2 separate regions of the Homo sapiens genome follow, and region 1 is linked to region 2. A link is a loop called in an ENCODE intact Hi-C map of the cell type or tissue named here. Cell type or tissue: heart left ventricle. All regions are shown on one strand.

Region 1 (8,000 bases), 150 kb before region 2:
TTTTTTGAGACAGAGTCTTGCTCTGGTGCCCAGGCTGGAGTGCAACTCCTCGGCTCACTGCAACCTCTGCCTCCTGGGTTCAAGCCATTCTTCTGCCTCAGCCTCCCAAGTAGTTGGGATTACAGGCACGCACTACCATGCCCAACTAATTTTTGTATTTTTAGTAGAAACGTGGTTTCACCATTGTGGCCAGGCTGGTCTCGAACTCCTGACCTCAAGTGAATCACCTGCCTCGGCCTCCCAAAGTGCTGAGATTACAGGTGTGAGCCACCACACCTGGCATCCTTTCTTAGTAATAGTTGGTAATATTTACTGGGTTCACTGTCTTACTTGGTGCACATAACAGCTCTATAAACTATATAACTATGTTTGCTATCCCCATTTTTTAGCTGGGAAAACTGCAGCTTAGAGAGGCTAATTGACTAAGACCTTAACTGTTCTTCAAACTGCCTCTGAAATTACTCTTTCATTAATTCATTTAACAACTATTTACGAAGGTCTGTTCCATTCTGGGTATTGGAGAACAGTATCGGCAGGGTCCATACTCATGAACCTTAAAATCTAGAGTGTTGAGACAGACAATAAATAGATCAGAAAAATTGTTGATAAATGCTGCACAGAGAATGATAGTGATAAAGTGACTGGGCGACTCCAGGTTGGGTGGTTGAGGAAGGCCTCTCAAAGCTAAGATGAGACTACTCCATGAGCAGGGATTGCCCTTGCCGCTCCATGAACACTGGCTTAGTCTTTGGAGAGAGATGAGCTAAAATTCCAGATTTATCACTTACTGAGCATGTGAGTTAGTTAAGGGTTCCTCCTATGCTACATGGCTCAAGACTACTTATACTGCATTTTTATACTGCCTCGTGTTTAATTGGCTGTTTACTCCTTGTCTGTCACTGCAGAATTTTCTAGCTAGAATGCCCTGGTTTTTTTTTTTGCAGGAAACTAGGTAACTACATTTTCTTAAGATTGTGTGTAATTTAGCAGTAGCCCCTGCAAAATACTTTCTGCAGAAAGAAATGCTTAATACGAAATTTTTTGTTTTTTGTTTTTTGTTTTTTTGTTTTTTTGTTTTTTTGTTTTTGAGATGAAGTCTCACTCTGTTGCCAGGCTGGAGTGCAGTGGTGTGATCTCAGCTCACTGCAACCTCCACCTCCCAGGTTCAAGCAATTCTCCTGCCTCAGCCTCCGAGTATCTGGGATTACAGGCACGTGCCATCACGCCCAGCTAATTTTTGTATTTTTAGTAGAGATGAGGTTTCAACTTGTTGGCCAGGATGGTCTTGATCTCTTGACCTCGTGATCCACCCACCTCGGCCTCCCGAAGTGCTGGGATTACAGGCATGAGCCACCTCGCCCGGCCTAATAAAAACTTTTAAACATTCATGCAGGCTTCTGTAAGGCCTTTGATACTTATTTAGTCTAATTGTTAAGATAGTTGAAACCCTCAGAAAATTAAAATTACATGGAATAACCGAAGTATTACTACAAAGAAATATTTTAAGCAGTTCTTTATCCTCAGGGTAGGAAATGTGCAGAATGGAAATGGGTTAGGACGTTGGCCCTAAAGAGGAACAGCTATACTACATTTACTTGCGAACAGTAAAATTGCTAGAGAAGATAGTGAATATAAAGAAAAGACACTTTGGGAGGCTGAGGCAGGCCGATCACCTCAGGTCAGGAGTTCGAGACCAGCCTGGCCAACATGGTGAAACCCTGTCTCTACTAAAAATACAAAAATTAGCCAGGCATAGTGGCAGATGCCTGTCATCCCAGCTACTCGGGAGGCTGAGGCAAGAGAATCGCTTGAACCCGGGAGGCAGAGATGAGCCAAGATCGCGCCATTGCGCTCCAGCCTGGGGGACAAGAGCGAGACTTCGTCTCACAAAAAAAAAATAAATAAATAAATAAATTATTTCTTGGATTTCTGGAGGCTGGAAAGTGTACGGTTCACAGGCTGCATCTGGTGAGGGCCTTCTTGCTGGTGTGGACTTGGTGTACAGTCCTGAAGCAGCACAGGGCATTACATGGCAAGGTAGGGGCACACAAGAGAAAGACAAACTGGCTTTTATAACATACCCACTCTGGTGATAACTTATTAACCCATGAATGGATTGAGCCTTCATAACCCAATCACCTCTTAAAGACCCCACCTCTTAATACTATTACATTGGGGATTAAGTTTCTGTATGAATTTCAGAGGGGACAAACATTCAAACCATAGCACTGTCGAACTGATTCTGATATGCTTCTGGAATTAAGAACCACTGGTTTAGGATTAATCCTTTTCTCTGTGGGCTCCTTAATACATGCCACTTTTCCTGAATGTGAAGTGAGTGAGTGAGTGTGTGTGTGTGTGCTTCAGATTCTAGAGAGCATTTAACTCAGAGAAGAATTAGGGAAAGGTAAACAATTCATTATAATGGGTAGTGTAGCTTAAATCTGTTCTTTGGTGATTGTTAATTTTTAGTTGTCAACATGATCTTAGAAATCTTTTTTCTGATTTACACATCAGACTGACATAATGAGAAATGAATTTGAAAGACTGGCTGCTCGACAACCAATTGAATTGCTCAGTATGAAACGGTAAGAATATTAAAATGGAAATTAAAATTTAGTTTGTAGTAACTCAGTAATGAGCTGAGATTTGTGAAGAATGTATTTGCTGGCTAATATTGGCAGTGTTGGCCGGGTGTGGTGGCTCACACCTGTAATTCCAGCACTTTGGGAGGCCGAGGCTGGTGGATTGCTTGAATCCAGGAGTTTGAGACCAGCCTGGGCAACATGGCAAAACCCCATCTCTACCAAAAATAATTAATAATAATAATAATAATAATAATAAACGTACCTGGGTGTGGTGGCACGCACCCGTGGACCCAGCTACTTGGAAAGCTGAGGTAGGTGGATCGCTTGACACCCCCCAGGAGATGGAGGTTGCAGCAAGCCGAGATTGTGCCACTGCACTCCAGCGTTGGGGACAGAGGGAGACCCAGTCTTGAAAAAAAAACTATATATATATATATATAGAGAGAGAGAGAGAGAGAGAGAGAGGCAGTGTTGAAGGACTGACTGGGTAGTATGAAGAGAGAATAGAAGGAGTCATATCGCTTCTCATTTTTTTCTCTACCGGCGCATGGGTATGTTAGTGGATGGGTGGGTGTGAGTATTTTACAAAAATGGTAGCAAACTTTTTTGTCTACTGCTTTTTCCCCTTAATATATTACTGACATCTTAATATTATTAAATATTCTTCAGTAACATTTAATAGCTAATGTAACAATCTTTTATGTGAATGTAATGTTGCTTATTTAACCAGTTCACATTGAAGTGAACATAATGGTGCTAAATCATATTTGTAAATTGATTGTTAGCATATATCGGTTTCTTATTATTGCAAGGTTTACATCCTTAGTCTTCTGTAGTTTTTATACTATATGGAGACTCATGGGACATTCTACTGAGAAGAGATGTAAAGGCTTGGCAGTATAGATGGTTTTATTTTATTTTGTTGTTTAATTTCAGATATGAGCTTCCAGCCCCCTCCTCTGGTCAAAAAAATGACATTACTGCATGGCAAGAATGTGTAAACAATTCTATGGCCCAGTTAGAGCATCAAGCAGTTAGAATTGAGAATCTGGAACTAATGTCACAGCATGGATGTAATGCCTGGAAAGTATACAATGAGTAAGAACCTTTTTCTTCATCTTCTGTTTTTTTTGTTTTTTCTCTTTTCTTTCCATCTCACCCAAAGTTTTAGTACATTTTAAAAGTATGGGAGGTGCTGGGTGCAGTGGCTCATGCCAGTAATCCCAGCCCTTTGGGAGGCAGAGGTGGGTGGATTGCTTGAGGTCAGGAGTTCGAGACCAGCCTGGCCAACATGGTGAAACCCCATTTCTACAAAAAAAAAAAATACAAAAAATTAGCTGGGCATGGTAACGTGTGCCTGTAATCCCAGCTACTCTGGAGGCTGAGGCATGACAATTGCTTCAGCCTGGGAGGCAGAGGTTGTAGTGAGCCAAGATTTTGCCACTGCACTCCAGCCTAGGCGACAGAATGAGACTCTATCTCAAAAAAAAAAAAAAAAAAAGAAAAGAAAAAGAAAAGCCGGGCGCGGTGGTTTACACCTGTAATCCCAGCACTTCAGGAGGCCGAGGCGGGTGGATCACCTGAGGTCAGGAGTTTGAAACCAGCCTGGCCAACATGGTAAAACCGCATCTCTACTAAAAAAAAAAAAAAAGATTAGCCGGCCATGGTGGCGCTTCTGTAGTCACAGCTACTCAGGAGACTGGGGTAGGAGAATTGCTTGAACCTGGGAGGCAGAGGTTGCAATGAGCTGAGATTGTGCCACTGCACTCCAGCCACAGTGACAGAGCGAGACTCCATCTCAAAAAACAAACAAAAAAACCCCACAAAGTATGGGTAGGGGAAGTGTGATAAAAATAATATAGCTAGACTTTGTCTTGGGATTATGTTCTAGAACTGCAACCCATATGAAAGGCCACTATTTTGAAACCCACCTCAAAGTTCAAGAGTACTAACAGGACCTAAACCAAACTACGACATTTATTGTATAATATTGTAACAAAACTAGTTCTGAGGTCCCATTTGCAGAGCACCACTTGATAGAATGTTATCAAGCGTTGCTTAAACAGTTGATTCTCATTAGTCATGGGTTATGTTCTTTAAGTCCTATGAACACTGAATTAGCAAATACTGTACCATTTCTCCTAGGGGAAATATATACATATTCATGTGCACACATATACATATCTCTCAAATAGATTATAATCTTAAATCCTAAAATAAACTCATCCTGGTAGACTTCTTTATTTTATAAAAGAGAAAACAAAGTTGAGAAATGTAAAGTAACTTTCTTGAAACTGCCCCACTAACAGATCCCAGACTTGGAACTTGAACTTCATCCTCTGGTTATTTCTGTATGAGAGCTAAAACAAGAAGGCAAAGCACCTCCTTGTTCATCCTCAGCTGAAAATGTGCATGCTCAGCTGCTCAGATTTTTCACCACTGTGCACATGTCCATGAATGACTGCAAAACACTACAAGTAGTAATTTTGGGATTACAAATAAATTTGAGCAAGTATTTGTTGTCAAAACAAGCCACTGACATCCTGTTTCTGTTCCATGTAACTAGCTCTAGCTTTAGTATTTATTGTCTATCTAGAATTCAGATTCCTTGCTTGCAAAATTCCGTGGTTAGATTATCTGCATGGCCCCTTTGTGCCCTAAAATTTCCTGAGTGTCTATTCACAATTTAAGAGAAAAAGGCCACTGAACTTCATAACAGTATGTACAACTTTCGTTAGAGTATGTTTCCTGAAACATAGCTATATAAAATAAAGCAAAACCATGAAATGATAATACTGTTTCTCAAATCTTCAGAATTATGCATTTAATATTTGTAGCCACATAAAAATGATCCAGTGGACAAAATCCAGAATTTGGGAAACTCTACAAAGCCAACAACTAACTTTCTTTTATATATCTATATATTGCAAGGGGGGAAAAAGAAGAAAGAATGGGATTAGGGTGATTAAGAAATGTAAGCGACATCAATAAATCTGTTTCACAAAATGGAAAAATGTGATTCTTCTCAAGAAGCTTTATCTAATGGAAGAGATAATAAGTTTTATGCCAAGTAACCAATAGTCCATTTTTGGCAATATGGGGGCAAGTGCTACATTGTGTGCTGTGGTCTGTAAACTAAGCGTTAAGAGATGGGGCATTGCCAGGCGTGGTTCACGCTTATAATCCTAGTGCTTTGGGAGGCTGAGACAGGAGGATCACTTGAGGCCAAGAGTTTGAGACCAGCCTGGGCAACGTAAGTGAAACCCTGTCTCTATAGAAAACAATAAAAAAAATAGCCAGGTATGGTGGTACACACTTGTAGTCTGTTTCAAAAAAAAGAAAAAAAAAGATGGGGCATTAAGTTGAAGGTTGTTGAAGAAAGGTGAAATTGGGATGTTTAGAAGGAAACAAGGAAAACATTCCAGGAATGGAGAGCATAGATGCAGAGGAAAAAATATGACATTGAAAAGAACACTGCTGTCAACTTACCTGAAAACCTTTAATAATTCCCTATTACCTGCAAGGTAGAGGCCAAGTTTTTTTTTTTTTTTTTTTTTTTTTTTTTGGAGGTGGGGGCGGGGGGCGGGACAGAATCTTGCTCTGTCGCCCAAGCTAGATTGCAGTGCCACAATCTCAGCTCACTGCAACCCTCCCGGGTTCAAGCAACTCTTCTGCCTCAGCCTCCAGAGTAGGTGGGATTATAGACACCACCACGCCTGGCTAATTTTTGTATTTTTTGTGGAGACGGGGTTTCACCATGTTGGCCAGGCTGGTCTTGAGCTCCTGGCCTCAAGTGATCCTCCAGCATCAACCTCTCAAAGTGCTGGGATTACAGGTGTGAGCACCCGGCTGGGCCAGGCTTTTTAACGTGGTATTCAAGGGCTTTTCCTTACTACCTCAACTGTAGACTTTTAACTCAACCCAAACTAGTCCTTTCTCTGGTGATTATTGCAAATCCTGCCTCTGGGCCTTTACTTGCCCTTGTCTTTACCTGTTATACCCAAATTCAGCTTGTTTAGGGCTCAGCTCTAGTTTGCTTACTTGTCTTCTTCCCTGATTGAAATTCTGCTTCTAGTATTGTCTCCCTCTTCTGAGTAACTATACACAGAATTATTGTGCACATCACTTGTTTTCCATTTAATCACAAAGTGCTCTATAGTGCTTCACATTCCCCTAAGCATATTTTGTCTCCTCCAAATTCAGTGGACACTTCTCCAGAGGAGATGTACTATATTTTATCAAAGTATATTTAAGAGGAAGGGTGGGAGAAGGGAGAAGACAAACTAAACTTTCAGGGAGAGCCAATTCAAAGGAAAGCTCCCTGTTAGTGGTCAGAAGTCTGGAATAGAGCACTAAAATCAATAGTGCTCAGCATGGAGTGATTGTCGAAGTCAAGGAAAGGGGGATGACCTGAGGGAAAGCCTAGAGAGGCACAGCTGTTTAAAGACTGAATCTTGAGAGAATTGCAGCTAATGCAAGGAAACCAGTCAGTAGAGGTAGGAGAATAACTCAGGTGAGCAACAGAAAATTTGAGTCACAAAAGCCAGGAAACAATATTAGATTTAGAGCAAGAACACATTAGGGCCAGATGTGGTAAAAATGGACCCTGTAGGTGATTGATCCACTGCCTTAAGAGGAAATTGATATGATGTGGAATTATATCTTAATAAAGTTGTTATTTAAACTTAAAAAAGAGATTAAAATCTGTTTCATTACTTCTCTAAAATAATTATATGGTACTCTGTATTATTGAACTTTTCCCCTGTGCTAGTTACAGCTGACCTGGACTGGTATCTATTTTTTATTTTGCTATGCATATGTTACATGCAAATATGGACTGATATCTCATTCTACAACAGTTTTCTTTTTCTCACCTCTCTCTAGTTAGCAGTAGACAGGAGGAGAGAATGACAAGGTGAATGTATATGCAGAAATATAGAGATAAAAGGGGGTTGAGAAATAAAATAAGTGGGTACTCAGATATATTCCATCTTTTCTATGACAAGAAGTCATGACAGTTTAAGAAGTGACAAAAGGCCGTGTGGCTCACACATGTAATTCCAACACTTTGGAGGCTGAGGTGGGGAGATTGCTTGAGCCCAGGAGTTCAAGACCAGCCTGGACAACGTGGTGAAACCCTGTCTCTACAAAAAAGTAATGAAAATTAGCCGGGCATGGTGGCTTATGCCTGTAATCCAAGCTACTTTGAAGGCCTGAAGTGGGAGGATCAGTTGAGCCCAGGAGGTTGAGGCTGCCATGATTGCACCACTACACTCCAGCTTGAGCAACAGGAGAGCAAGACTCTGTCCCTCCCCTCCGCAAAAAAAAGCTGGGTACAGTGGCTCACGCCTGTTATCTCAGCACTTTGGGAGGCCGAGGCAGATGGATCACTTGAGGTCAGGAGTTCGAGAC
Region 2 (8,000 bases):
CTGACTGAGACTAACTACTCTCTAACTACTCTCTGTTTTCAGCATGCTTAGTGATTTCTATCTTCAGCCCAATCATTTTATATTTGAAACCTATATTTCTTATCACTAGTTATTAGTACCTTTATATATTAAAAATATCTTCCACTCACCTTAGTAAGATAAGGACAAAACTCAAAATTTTCAAGTAAGTGCCAAACGATGTACAGAGAAGGAAAAAAACTACATTATTTCTTGGAGTGTATTAAAGTTAACTAAATTCGAACTTGGCAAATGAAAGGCAGTTTAGGAGCTGAAAGCATGGGTTATAGTTTTTACAGAAGTAGAATGTATAAAAATTGAAGCTATGTCTTATGGTTGGTCGTTGACATTTTATATATTTATAGTGGTGGGATTATCCACTTCCTGTTTTGTAAATACCAAAGTATCAGCCACTTCATATTTGCACCTAAAACTTCCATAACTGCTTTGAGTGCTTACACCTACTTATAAAACATCTAAAGCTATTCTTAAAAATGGATTGAAAATGTTTTATGCCCTTTACTGTATACAAAGGGAAACCATATTAAGAGTAATTTTGAAGGGAGTGTATCAGAACCCATGTTTGAAGTGGCTAAGTTATAAATGAAAATAAATGCTTCTATGTTTAACTATTATCCTTTCAAAAGATAATTATTGCTTGTGACATTGTCCTTTTGCACATTGTTCTTGGAAAACGTCAAGGTTAAACAGAACCAATGTGCCACATTTGACACTATCCAGAAGTCACTGGTGTTTGTGCATCACATTCATGTCATAGTTACTTAAGTAGATTGCCATCCAGCTTAATAAACTGTCCTTTATGAGCATAATTTAAAATTACTAAATATTAGTTTCATTATTTGTCTATGTACATAACTTGTTTGGACCAAATTGGTCAGGTCTGCTGAAACATGAGTTGTACATTTTGACAAAGTTTTCATTTTAATTACTCGGTTAAGTGCCCAGTTGGATGAATTTCTGTAACAGTTGATGATTCAGAGACCTAGGATAAGTTGATAACCTAATGATGCATTTCTCTTATTCAGGATAAAAGAAGTAAATGAGACTAACAAACGAGTAGAACAGGAAATTAAAGTGGCCATTTTCACCCTTATCAATGAAATTAATAAGAAAGGAAAATCTCTCTTACAACAGCTAGAGGTATGGTTCAAAGCCAAAATAAAACAAAAACTGCTTCTCTTGCTCTTTAGCTGTTTTTAATGTTTATTGAAAACTATTTTAGATGGATTGGGGGGTATGGAAATAAAGGAAAACGTAAAATAAGGTTTTTAAAATTTACTTTTGGAAGAGACCTTTTCTAGTTAGTTACTTTGCGGCCCAATTTAATAACACTGACTTTAGCTGTATACCTTAGGAAATAGTGATGTCCTCTTAGAAATCAAATAATTGTTACTAAGACTGGGTATGGTGACTCACACCTGTAATCCCAACACTTTGGGAGCCCAAGGCAGACAGATCGCTTGAGCCCCGGGATCCAGCCCAGCCCAGGCAACATGGCGAAACCTGCCTCTACAAAAAATACAAAAATTAGCCAGGGTGGTGGCATGCACCAGTAGTCACAGCTACTCAGGAAACTGAGGTGGGAGGATCGACTGAGCCCGGGAGGTCAAGGCTGCAATGAGCTGTGATTGTGTCCTGCACTCCAGCCTGGGCAACAGAGTGAGACCCTGTCTCCAAAATGAAAAACAGAAAAAGAAAAAAGAAATGTTACTAAAATGTGATGTACGTAAAGGCAAAGTAGTCCCACCACATTTCTTCCCCACCCCCTTAAGATGGGGCCTCAATTTAATTTTACCATATAGATTCATGTTGGGCTTCTGCTTGAGTCATTTGTGTATTTTACCTTATTTTAAAAATATTTCCATAGTTTTGCAGAAAATGCTGCTCTTTTTGAAATTTATAAACCTTAAACTTAGTGAAAATTTTGTGATATTAGGTATTTATATTGCATATTTTGAAGTTTATTTGTAGGTGTAAGTTTCTAGATGAAAATCTAGTCAGTTCATGAAATCTAAATTTTTAATCAAAGTCTCCACTGCCGATTTGATTTATTTTTAGCAAATTTCAAATAGGAGTTTTCTGGGAAATTGAAGTTTCAGAAAGAGAAATGTTTCCTGATTGAAAATTTCATGCTCTGGAAAGTTGAAATTTTGGAAAGAGAAATATTTTCTGATTGAAGATTTCATGCTCTTAACTAGGTTCAGATGATATGGGGATTATTTTTTCTGCACCATTGAATAGTAATAATGAAATGATTTATTTGATTATTTCCATTAACCTCAAATTGTCAATAGTTTTTTTTTTTTTCTGTCCCATCTCTTCATAGAATCCTTTAAAAATATTAGGTGAATAATTACATAAAAATGAAATGATGTCAGTAGAATGTTATCTCTGAATGGAATACATCTTTCCAGTGAAACACAATTTGTGAGATTAAAAGTACTCTTGGCCGGGTGCGGTGGCTCACGCCTGTAATCCCAGCACTTTGGGAGGCTGAGGTGGGTGGATCACAAGGTCAGGAGTTCGAGACCAGCTTGGCCAACATGGTGAAACCCCATCTCTACTAAAAAAAAAAAACAAAAATTAGCCAGGCGTGGTGGTGTATGCCTGTAATCCCAGCTACTCAGGAGGCTGAGGCAGGAGAATTGCTTGAACCCGGGAGGTGGAGGTTGCGGTGAGGCAAGATTGCGCCTCCGCACTCCAGCCTGGGCGACAGAGCGAGACTCCGTCTCAAAAAAAAAAAAAAAGTACTCTTGTGCAGATTGTTAAAGTTGTGGGTCCCTTTTCCTACTGTACACCAGTCTGTTGCATTTAACCCTAATAGGTTTTTCCCCCCAAAAGGACCCATGTGAATAGAGAGCACTTAGTAACTATTTTTGATACACTTAAACTTACTGTAATACATTTGAGCTGTACGTCTAAAATAGTATTTGTAAAACCATTTCAAGAGTTTCTGAATTAAAAGATGCTTCTTAAGATCCCTTGAGCCTGGGAAGTGGAGTTTGCAGTGAACCAGGATTGCACCACTGCACTCCAGCCTGGGGGACAGAGTGAGACTCTGTTAAAAAAAAAAAAGCCTCTTAAGGCTAAAGTGTATACAAATACCTAATGGTAAATACGCCACATACTACTAACATGATGATAAATTTAAAATAGATGTTTTCTAGTGTAATATGTTCTTATACTTTGTAGAAGAAACGTTTTTCTAAGCTTTATAAAAGAAATGTAGTAAACCATACTTCTCTCAGTTGAATACTCTTATCCATTGATTTACATTATAAAATGAACAGCTTCTTTCCTTAGGAAAAATATTGTCCAGAAAAACCAACTTGAGTCATTTTTGGGAGAAAGTTCTTAAGAAAGTAGTAGATGAGTTGTTCAGCATGCTGAATGTCAAAAGTATGTAGGACATTACCCATCCCTCCTGGGGTGATTTTAGTTCCCATAAAGCAGTTTATTTTTCCTTTGCAGTGTTTCTCTGAAATTGGTTTTTGCAGTTTGGTCAGTCCTTACTTCTTTGTTCTCTGTGAACTTCTGTGATATCAAAAGTTTCCCTAATTCTACTCTTAGAACTCTGGAAGTTATCTTTTTCATTTTGTCTTATATATTTAAGAGAGATTTTAACTTCATTCTCATGCCATACCAGGAGGTGGCACTGGTGACACAAAATTTTTTTGGCCTTTAAAGTATATTAAGATTACATAAATTTATTTCTAAAGTTAGCTCCTTATGCTATAAATACCATATATTAGATTAATCTAATAGGAAGACACTATTTTTAACAGACATGTTGATAGAAAAGTGACATTAACTAACATTCATTTCTATATGTGGAATATCCTTTTTAGCTTAGAGAACTGACTTTTAGTCCCACTTTTGTTAGTGGCTTTTCCTCTGATGATAGGCTTGCTAAATAATCATGGAGCTTATTCACTTAGCCCATTTTTAAAGGAAGTATAGGTATTGTGCCCATTTGCATTAGAAATGTGGGGTTGATTTTTTTTCATATGGAATTCTACAGCGAAGCTCTTGTTCTGTTTCAGAATGTTACAAAGGAAAGACAGATGAAGTTACTACAGCAGCAGAATGACATCACAGGCCTTTCCCGGCAGGTGAAGCATGTTATGAACTTCACAAATTGGGCAATTGCAAGTGGCAGCAGCACAGCACTACTATACAGCAAGCGACTGGTGAGACACATACTGTTTTTATTTTTCTTTAATGGACTTTATTAAGATATATATTCAGTGAATTGCACCTGTTTAAAGTATACATTTTAATTTTGGCAAATGTAACCACCACCACATCAAGATACAGAAAACTTCCACCACCCCCCAAAGTTTCCTCATTCCACTAGGCAGCCACTAATCTGATTTCTGTCATTTTTTAGAATTTCATATAAGTGGAATTATATAGTATGTACTCTTTTGAAGATACCTAGTATCTTAATGCACTTTATTACCCAAAATGGCAGAAATTCAAGTATGTATATTTGATTTGATTGCTAATTTAAATGTTGATGCTGCCTAATCTGAGGCTGACACTGTGGGAATATATGTGCTTTTTTTTCTTAATGTCTTTATCTTATGATTTCCCAATTGATATTTAATTTTGAGACTAATGTGGATTTTTTTCCCTTTAAGATTACTTTCCAGTTGCGTCATATTTTGAAAGCACGGTGTGATCCTGTCCCTGCTGCTAATGGAGCAATACGTTTCCATTGTGATCCCACCTTCTGGGCAAAGAATGTAGTCAATTTAGGTGAGAAATAATGAGTTTTATGAATATAACTTGGAACACTGAATTAGAAGGAGAAAATACTTAAAGCAAATTTAGATAAAATTTTTAACTTTATAAAACTAATGTTTTACATTTTATGTAAAAATATGTTGTTATTCATTGGAAACTCACTTTAGCTGTGGTTTTGTGTGGCTGTTATTACATCTTAAGAAAGTTGAGCGTCTACTCTGTATATTGTTTTTTAATGTGTGCTGTTTCTAGTCCCCCGACCCTCCATCTTTTAAATTTATATTGACTGTTTCATATAGAAATCTTAGCAAATGATTCATTGTCTGGAATAATTTCATAGATTTTTAGTTGTTTAATTAAGCCAAATTGTGCATTAGCAACAGACTTTTAGGATGCTAATGTGTCCAGTAGTTAGGTCCTGAGGAATGTTTGAAAGATAAGAGTAGCTCTTTTCACATGGAAGAGAAATGGATTTTCCTTTTGTTACAGCGTAGTATGGACCTAAAGACCATAGATGAAAGTTACAGAGAGCTCAGTTAAAACACATGCACACAAACTTCCTAGCAATTAGAGAGCTATTTACAGATTGAGTAAACTCACTTTCAGAACAGTTAAGTCCTAAACAGTGGGAATTGTAAAAGCAGAGGCTGGTTGCCCTTTTTTTTTAAAAAAAAAAAAAAAGTAATCTTTGCATATAATAAAAAAAAATTATATTCAAATTTAGCTATAGCCTTAGTTCTGACATCAGCCAGCTGTTTTTGTGTGACGTAGTAGCTAAGAATGGTTTTTACATTTTCAACTGGTTGTAAAAGCAAACAAAAACCAAGGACTGTGAGACAGATCTTATGTGGCCTGCCAAGCATGAAATATTTACTCTATAGCCCATTACAGGGAAAGCCTGTCAACCTGTGCCTTAAATCACATCTTCCTAAAATTTGGCTTCTATCCCTAGAAGGCAATGGCTCCATAAAAAGCAAGGAAAACCATCACGTCTAAGGATATAAGTTGTTTAAAGCATTCAGTATTTCCACAGAAGACGATTTTGTGACATTGTAATGCTCTGCCTTGCATATTTTGGCAATTCAAAGGCAGATGGAATCAGTATTGGCAATCTTGAGTATCCTTGAGTAAGTCTTGTCATGGGAGAATTGATTTAGATTGATTAGATAGGCCTCTTCTAATAGATAATCTCTTTTACTGTCTTAATTTTCTGTATGTCTAAGTAAAAAAGAATAAGGACAGAGAGTATATTTTTCTGAATAACCAAACGTCATTTATTCAGCTTTGGAATGTATTAAGTTTCTGATCATCATCATCATCTTTAAACTGACTCCATTCCCTGCTGTACTGTTGGAGCTTTGAGGTGCTGATAGTTGTCAGAGGAAAGAGGAAAACATGGTGATTACTCAACAAAGTAGATGATTTAGTTGATTATATGCAAATTCTCATTTTTTAAATTTTTCAGGTAATCTAGTAATAGAGAGTAAACCAGCTCCTGGTTATACTCCTAATGTTGTAGTTGGGCAAGTTCCTCCAGGGACAAACCACATTAGTAAAACCCCTGGACAGATTAACTTAGCACAGCTTCGACTCCAGCACATGCAACAACAAGTATATGCACAGAAACATCAGCAGTTGCAACAGATGAGGATGCAGCAACCACCAGCACCTGTACCAACTACAACAACAACAACACAACAGCATCCTAGACAAGCAGCCCCTCAGATGTTACAACAACAGGTAAGTATCGTGTTACTACATTATTGATAGAAATTATGAAGCCCTCAACACTACACTTTTTCCTATATAATTAAGTTACACATTTCAAAGTTACTAGCAAGACTGAGCAGAGTTCAAAAGTCAGAGTTTAAATATTTGCTATGGTTATGATGGTGATGTAAGGGAGCTGTGAAGAAAGGCAGTAAGTAAATTGTCTTGGGAAACAAAATTAATTCACTAATACTCTGAAAGGATGTAAGTTCTCATCCTTTCACATCAAATCTTTTTTGTTTTCCACGTATAATTTTGTGGACCAAAGGACCAGACTGTTTCTGCCTAGGATCTGATATGTTCCTTAGGCATTTGTTCAGATCTTTCCTATACCTGTGTGTCTTTTGCTCTCTCCACTGCCATCCCAATCAAAACTATTACTCCAGGATGGGATACGTTAATGTTGATACGCTTTAAACACACATATAGAGAAAAAGAGGGGGAACAGGTAAGAGAGAGAGAGAGAGACAAGGGAAATTAGGGAGTGATATACAAACTAGTCATTACCAGTCCTCTGGGGATTGGGGCTAGCGATAAGAATTATTTATACTTTTTACTTTATACCCTTTTATCTTGACTGAATTATTTTTATGATTACATTTTATAATTGAGATAAATTTATTTTAAAATTATTACATAAATTGCAATTTCTACTTTTTGTAGCCTCCTCGATTGATCAGTGTGCAAACAATGCAAAGAGGCAACATGAACTGTGGAGCTTTTCAAGCCCATCAGATGAGACTGGCTCAGAATGCTGCCAGAATACCAGGGATACCCAGGCACAGCGGCCCTCAATATTCCATGATGCAGCCACACCTCCAAAGACAAGTATGCCTAGAGTTACATTTGTAAGAATCCTACAATTTTAAAATTAAAAGACGTCATTTTCTTAATCACTTTTTGGGAGCAGGTCATTGATGTGTTTGAGAATTTGATTAATGCTGTATATCCTCTTGTCCCAGAAAAATAAACATACACATGAGATTTTGTATTTAATTTTAAGAGCTTTTAAAAAATGCTTTAAGTGCATCATATACTGTGGGTTAAGAAACCCTGATGTAGTTAACCCATTCAATTTGCAGAAGTGAAAAAAATCTAATGAGCTGGTGATTTTACCCACAATCACAAAAAGCAATGATAAAATAGCAAGAACATTAGTTTCCTGAAAATGCTGCTCTGCTCTTTTAATGTGGCTTTTTGATCCTAATATATAAAAAGGGCTTTGAGAGTAACAGAGCTAACTATATGTATTATTATTATTATTTTTTTTTACCTTTTCTCTACTCAAATATTCTTCCTTTTAGGATGTAGATACGCTTTAATAAGTGTGTTTAGAGACATGTTTTATAATCTTTGCCTGGTTATGTTTATATGGGAGATATGAGTATACAGTGAGGCCACTTTTTCATAGGATTTCTAGTTATAATAGAGTTTATTTTTTA

Evidence for each region. Hi-C counts contacts between places; a loop is a spot of excess contacts. Peaks named below come from ENCODE experiments on the same cell type or tissue, not always from the same donor. Only the 100,000 strongest peaks of a DNase experiment are listed, where the experiment ranks them.
Region 1: a loop joins it to region 2, with 2.0 times the contacts of the local background. A loop is called at or near these places in 5 of 110 quality-filtered maps.

What each region holds. Positions count from the first base shown.
Region 1 is chr1:114,571,276-114,579,275 of GRCh38, reverse strand. It overlaps BCAS2 (BCAS2 pre-mRNA processing factor), which reads left to right. Exons shown (of 7, transcript NM_005872.3): 3 at 2,518-2,588; 4 at 3,525-3,686. Among named protein-coding and RNA genes, the nearest start is that of BCAS2, 6.3 kb to the left of the region's middle. In heart left ventricle, no CTCF peak of the experiment used is centred here; no DNase peak of the experiment used is centred here.
Region 2 is chr1:114,423,977-114,431,976 of GRCh38, reverse strand. TRIM33 (tripartite motif containing 33) reads left to right here. Exons shown (of 20, transcript NM_015906.4): 6 at 1,065-1,179; 7 at 4,083-4,229; 8 at 4,683-4,800; 9 at 6,254-6,528; 10 at 7,222-7,386. Among named protein-coding and RNA genes, the nearest start is that of TRIM33, 83 kb to the left of the region's middle. In heart left ventricle, a CTCF peak has its summit at 3,677 (motif pointing right); no DNase peak of the experiment used is centred here; H3K27ac peaks cover 1,833 bases.